Regions from separate parts of the Mus musculus genome. Here region 1 is linked to region 2. A link is a contact called in ENCODE Hi-C or POLR2A ChIA-PET data. All regions are on one chromosome and are shown on one strand. Each heading gives the region's core, a stretch centred on a gene start or an enhancer-like site at or near the end of the contact. The rest is flanking DNA. Distances are from core to core; before and after follow the strand shown. Region 1 holds the start of Vamp1 (vesicle-associated membrane protein 1). Region 2 holds the start of Tnfrsf1a (tumor necrosis factor receptor superfamily, member 1a).

Region 1 (2,700 bases), core at 78-2,577, 130 kb after region 2:
TGCAGAGAACGGATAAAATGGCTGTGAAGCTTTGGAGAACTCACTTTATTTACTATTTGTGGCAGGTAGAAACACTCCACCCTAACCTATTCAGGGAGTTATAACCCTTATGTAATACAAAATCCTGCCCCCCTTTTGCCAATAGAGGCAACACAAGCAGAGTGTAGTGGTGCACACCTTTAATCCCAGCACTTGGAAGCCAGGGGCAGGTGGATCTCTGAGTTCAAGGCCAGCCTTGTCTATAGAGGGAATTCTGAGACAGCCAGGGGTACACAGAGAAACCCTATATGGAAAAGCCAAACAAAGAAGGGGGATAGAGAGAGCGAGGAAGAGGGAGAGAGAGAGGAAGAGGGAGAGAGAGAGGAAGAGGGAACAAACACAAATAAATCTAGCACCAGGCAAGAGATTCAGATAATAAATGAAAAGAAAGAAAATTCTTCATTGTGTGTATGTGATCCTAAAGGGAAGTTCTTAATTTATCTGGCCACAGAAGGGGATGATGCCAAAAAGAGCTAAAGGCTAAACTATGTGTTTTGGATAAAATGAAGAATTCACTGTTCTCCCTATTTCTCCTCCAATATTTATTTGGCTAGGACTTGATCACTGGAAATCGCCTTAGCATAAACAGCTGCATTAAGATTTCATACCACTGTCCCCTGAGACTTTCTGAGCTACTCGCAAGGCGCCACAGAACTAGCAAGTTAAGTTTCTGCAGCTTTGCTCACAGCCATGAGGCAGGTACATCACACTCTGGGTGAGGGGCATGCATAACGCAGAGACTGCGGGCACTCCAAGTCAAGAATGGACAGGAACACCTATAAGTCTTCCCAGAGGCTTTAAGAGTCTGTCAAACAAGAAAGGGTCTCCGAGTTTCCTGTCTGAATCTATACCTCCCCCACTTTTTCCCCTTTGGGGTTCCACGATACAAAGACAAGAGGGGAGGGTGCGGTGTACGTGGGACCCCCGCGCCCTCGCCCTGCCATGGAGTGCCAGCTGCAGTTGGTGCGGGATGGAGCGCTGCCCGCAGTCCGGGGTGGCCCGGTCTGGGGGCGGCGCGAGCTGGTGGTTCCCGGCGTCGCCGCAGCTGCTGCAATGCGCCATTTCCCGTCCCGCAGAGTCGGACACTGCGGGGGAGAGTCGGTAAAGAGGTGTCGAGGACCCTAGAGCAGAGTCAACTCACATTTTTCTGAAAGAGGAAGTGGAGGTCCGTCCCCTCTCTGGAGAATGCAACGAGACGGGCAGGGAGACACTGCGGCTGAAGCAGACGGAACTGTCGAGCGCCGCCTCACACGAAACACCCGGAACTCTAACTGCGGTGGAACTTACTGCAGGTGCAGGGCCGGCTCTCGGCTTTATTAGACATGACCACGCCTCTCGGATGATGTCAAAACCTCCAGGTCCAATCCTCGTGAGAAATGGCCTGCTAGTCCCGCCCCCACAACTACAGCAATTACCATTGTCCTCTTATTTCTATTTCTTCACTGACCAATACAAAAGTGGCTTGCTTAAAGTCCAGCTCAAACTCTGTCTCCGCCGCTGAGTTAGACCTTTTATGGTGCCTACCAGCCAATCGCTGAGCTGGAGACTGCTGTCATTCTTACCGCTCCCGCCCACAGCACCTGGCAGAAGGAAACCCAAGTGACTTAGACGCTGGAATCCAACTGGCTGCGAGGTTCAGCAGTGAATGCATATTCATGAAGTCCTTGGCCACAGGACCACCCCGTCACCATCCCTGCCTGAGACCATAAAACCCACATTCTTCATTCTTCTCTTCCCTATCACGAACTTCATCCCTAAACCTGTTAACACAGCGACTTAGTTAACCCAGCCCAGAAACCTGAACTAAAGTAGACTTCCCTATTTTATGTTTATGCTTTGTTTTGTTTTTTGAGACCTCTCTCTATAGATAGATAGATAGATAGATAGATAGATAGATAGATAGATAGATAGATATAGATATATACATATATACAGATATATAGATACACACACACATATATATGTGTGTATATATATATATATACACACATATATGTATATATATATACACACACATTATGCGTATGTATGTGTGTGTGTGTATATATATATATATATATATATATATATATATATATATACACACACACACACATATGTATATATATATTATGGTACAAGTTTCTGCCTGCATCTATGCATGCTTGGGTGCCCTTGGAGGCCAGAGGAGGGTTATTCCCTAGATGGTTTTGAGTATATGTGAGTGCTGGGAACCAAACCCTCTGCAAAAGCAATATGCTCCCTCCACCACTGAGCCATCTCTCTCCAGCCCCAGCCCTTTCCTCTTTACTCCTCCTCCAAAATCTAAGTAGAATCAATTTTTCCTTCTCAATACTTAAAGACGTTTCTTCTCTCTTCCAGTAGAATCCCTTTCCTAGACATCAGTTGTAAAATTCAACATTATTTTATGCTTCACAGCTTTAAAGGAATCTATAGCTGTGGTTGCGTTTTCCTAGCCTTAGAATTCTTATTTTACATTTAGTGGAAGCTTAGGTTTTGGATGCAGTGTAAATGTTTATATCTTAGGCATCCATGCAAAAGGAAAGAGAACATAGTAACATTAATAGGACAGTTACAACTTGACGTTCAGAGACTCTTTTCCCAGCAGAAACAGAGGCTTGTGTAGTCCAGGCTGGCTTCAAACATGAAATGTAGTCAAGA
Region 2 (2,700 bases), core at 29-2,528:
GGAAGGGAATAGACACAAAGGAGCCACCCCCACCCCCCCACCCCACCCCCGCAAGGAGGCTCTGGAGACTGACCAGAAGAGAATGAGGAGTGAAAGGGGAGGGAGAAAAAGGCAGGTCTCAGGGATAACGCTGGGCCAGGGAGAGGCAGGACCCAGAGAACACTGCGCCGATGGTACAGCCCACCCAGACAGCCAGGGAGCCCCCAGGATCTACACAGAATAATTATGGACACACAGAAATCAAGAGAACATGAACACTAGGCCGAGGCCAGAGAAAAGTACATTTTCCAGTGACGAAAACAAGCTGCTACCAACTTCCCCAATTGGAACTGTGGAATTGGAAACCGTGAGACTGACTTTTGGGTCTGTGGGGAGGGAGCAGGAGGATACATGGCCTAGATAAAGAGGTATTAGCTACTTAAGGAGGGTCACGCCAGGAGGGACCTCTTGTCTGGAAGCAGAAATGGAGGCGGCAGAAGGTCAGAGGCTGTCTCAGGGAGAAGTCTGGGACCGGAAGGCTGCCCAGCTTTGTCCAGTTTCGGGTCCACTCCCAAGCACGCTTTCCCAAACTCGTCCCGCCAAAGCGGTTCTCCTAGCACCCAGTCTTCCAACACCCTGCCCCACGCTGTTCAACCTCGGCCAGAGAAAGAAGGCTTCTCCGTCTAACTCCACTGGCCGAGCAGCTGGCCTGACCACAGCCCAACACGGGCCAGGACCTTGACTGTCAGGGGCCCAGGCTTGCCAGCTTGGCTTGCCAGATTCTCTCCCTCTCAGATTTCTCCCTTCCACATCTCAGGGCAGCCCCAGGTGAGGCACAGCAAACCTGGCGTCAAACTAAAGCACAGAAGCCCCTGCCCCCATCTCTACCCCTAGTACAAGCCCACTCCTGCCCGGCGCCTCGCTAGCAACCCACCCTCCCCTCCAGTCTCCCATCTCACCAGTGACAGCAGCAGGCCAGGCACGGTGGGGAGACCCATGTCCGGCCGGCAGTGGCCTCTCACTCCCCCATTGGGGCTGGGGACAGGGCAGCAATTGACAACGCTCGTGAATGAAGTAAGATGATCGGACCAGGTGGCCCGGGCGATGGCAGCCTGGGCCTCGAGTTCGAGAAGCTGAAAGTCAGAGGCAGATAGAGATCAGGGTACGGTCCTCCAGGACCTCGCACCCAGTAGGCCCGATCATGAGCCAGAGTTCGGAAAACTCGGAGAAAATTTAAGCTGAGGGGAGAGAGAAGGTAGGAGGGGAAGGGAGAGTGGCGGGGGTGGTGTTGCAAGAGCGGGACCGGAAGAGCCTGGGGAGAGGCGAGGGAGGAGGAGGGAGGGAACTAGGAGGAGTGAGGAGAGGGCCAAGGTTCTTTAACGCTTTGTAGCCCGGGTCCCGTAGCTTGGCGCCCCAAACCCACTTAACACCACTTAAGAGCTTGAGAGTCCACAGAATTCCAGTTCGGACTCCTTTGCTTTTGAAGTGGGTGAGCTTAGACCGGTGGACTAACCCCTCTAAGCCTGTTGTCAATTTCACGGAAGGAAGCCAGCCCACCTATCTCACGGGACGGCAGGCGGGAGTTATTAGGGGGAGGGCAATATCTGATGCTCGCCCGCCGAGAACTCCTTTGCTTCGCGCTCTCCCTCCCTCTGAGTTCCCTCTAATCGCACTTTCTTGGACGTTTACCCAGTCAGCCCAAACCGGGAGGGAAATCAAATGTTCTTTTCTACCCTGCCTGGGTCCTGACCCAAGGTCACTCCCACTGACTCTCATCTGTGTCTTCCAGACAAGTCCCTCAGCTGCCCACCATGGCTCGGTCACCAACGGTGGGGCACGGGTGAGGGGGTGTCAGGCAGCACCCTCTCCTAAGCCTTGGTTGTCTCCCCAGTTGTTAATTTGGAGTGAAAAGTGCCTGCCCTGACATAGCAAAGAGAAGCCATGAGAATTCAGGCTTCTGTAAAGGGCTCCCAGGGCCCCCTTTCCAACCTGTGTGAAATAGGGTTTCATTTAGCCCAAGCCGGCTGGCCTCAAACTCACTGTCTAGCTGAGGCTGGCCTTGTACTTCTCATCCTCCCACCTCCTACCTGCTGAGACTACAGGTGTGCACCACCACACCCAGCTCTAGATATCCTGATGCATCCGTTGGGACTGACCTCAAAGATAGTTATACCACAGTCTGTAGCTTTAGGGGTGAGGAAAAAGCCACGGGACTCTGCACACTGGGAGGCTGATCTCGGAGAATCAGGATGCCAGCCGAGCTCCTACTGCAAGGCCCACAGTTCTCTCTGTCCTTTTGAGTAAGACCTTACCTTCTGATAGCATCCCTTACTAGGGATGGCTGCCTCCTGCCATCCCCATTTGGGCAGGTCTTCAGTGCAATGGAACCCTGTAACACCCGGACACTATTCACTCGAGTGCCCTTGAGACTCAATGACCTTCTTTATGCATGCCAGTTCAACCAACCTGCGGTCCTTTAAAAGCAGCTGAGACTTTGAGACTTGGAGGGAAAACCCAGGAATAGGGGCATAGGGCTTGGGGACTTGGAACCAGAGCTCCTGGCCCTTCTCCCTGTGAGCTACCCTGACTTCCAACCTCCAGTATCCTAACCCTGCTGTCTCCTCTCCTCTGTGACCCTGAAGGCAGAGCGGAAGACCAGCTGGAGGTGTCCCTGCTGCTGGAAGCTCACCCCCCTCTATCAGACTGGCCAGTTTTCAATGG

The links. A loop is a pair of places that touch in the nucleus more often than their neighbours do. ChIA-PET counts read pairs that join two places held with the same protein, here RNA polymerase II (POLR2A).
Region 1: POLR2A ChIA-PET joins it to region 2 with 13 read pairs in Patski. The contact joins the promoter of Vamp1 here to the promoter of Tnfrsf1a in region 2. A Hi-C loop is called at or near these places in 6 of 37 maps with a recorded cell type or tissue (gastrocnemius and heart). POLR2A ChIA-PET finds 5 or more read pairs at or near these places in 2 of 5 experiments (Patski and embryonic stem cell).

The regions. Positions count from the first base shown.
Region 1 is chr6:125,214,208-125,216,907 of GRCm38, reverse strand. Vamp1 (vesicle-associated membrane protein 1) reads right to left here and starts at 1,327. Exons shown (of 5, transcript NM_009496.3): 1 at 1,181-1,327. The coding sequence starts at 1,182.
Region 2 is chr6:125,348,301-125,351,000 of GRCm38, reverse strand. It overlaps Tnfrsf1a (tumor necrosis factor receptor superfamily, member 1a), which reads right to left and starts at 1,278. Exons shown (of 10, transcript NM_011609.4): 1 at 939-1,278. The coding sequence starts at 977.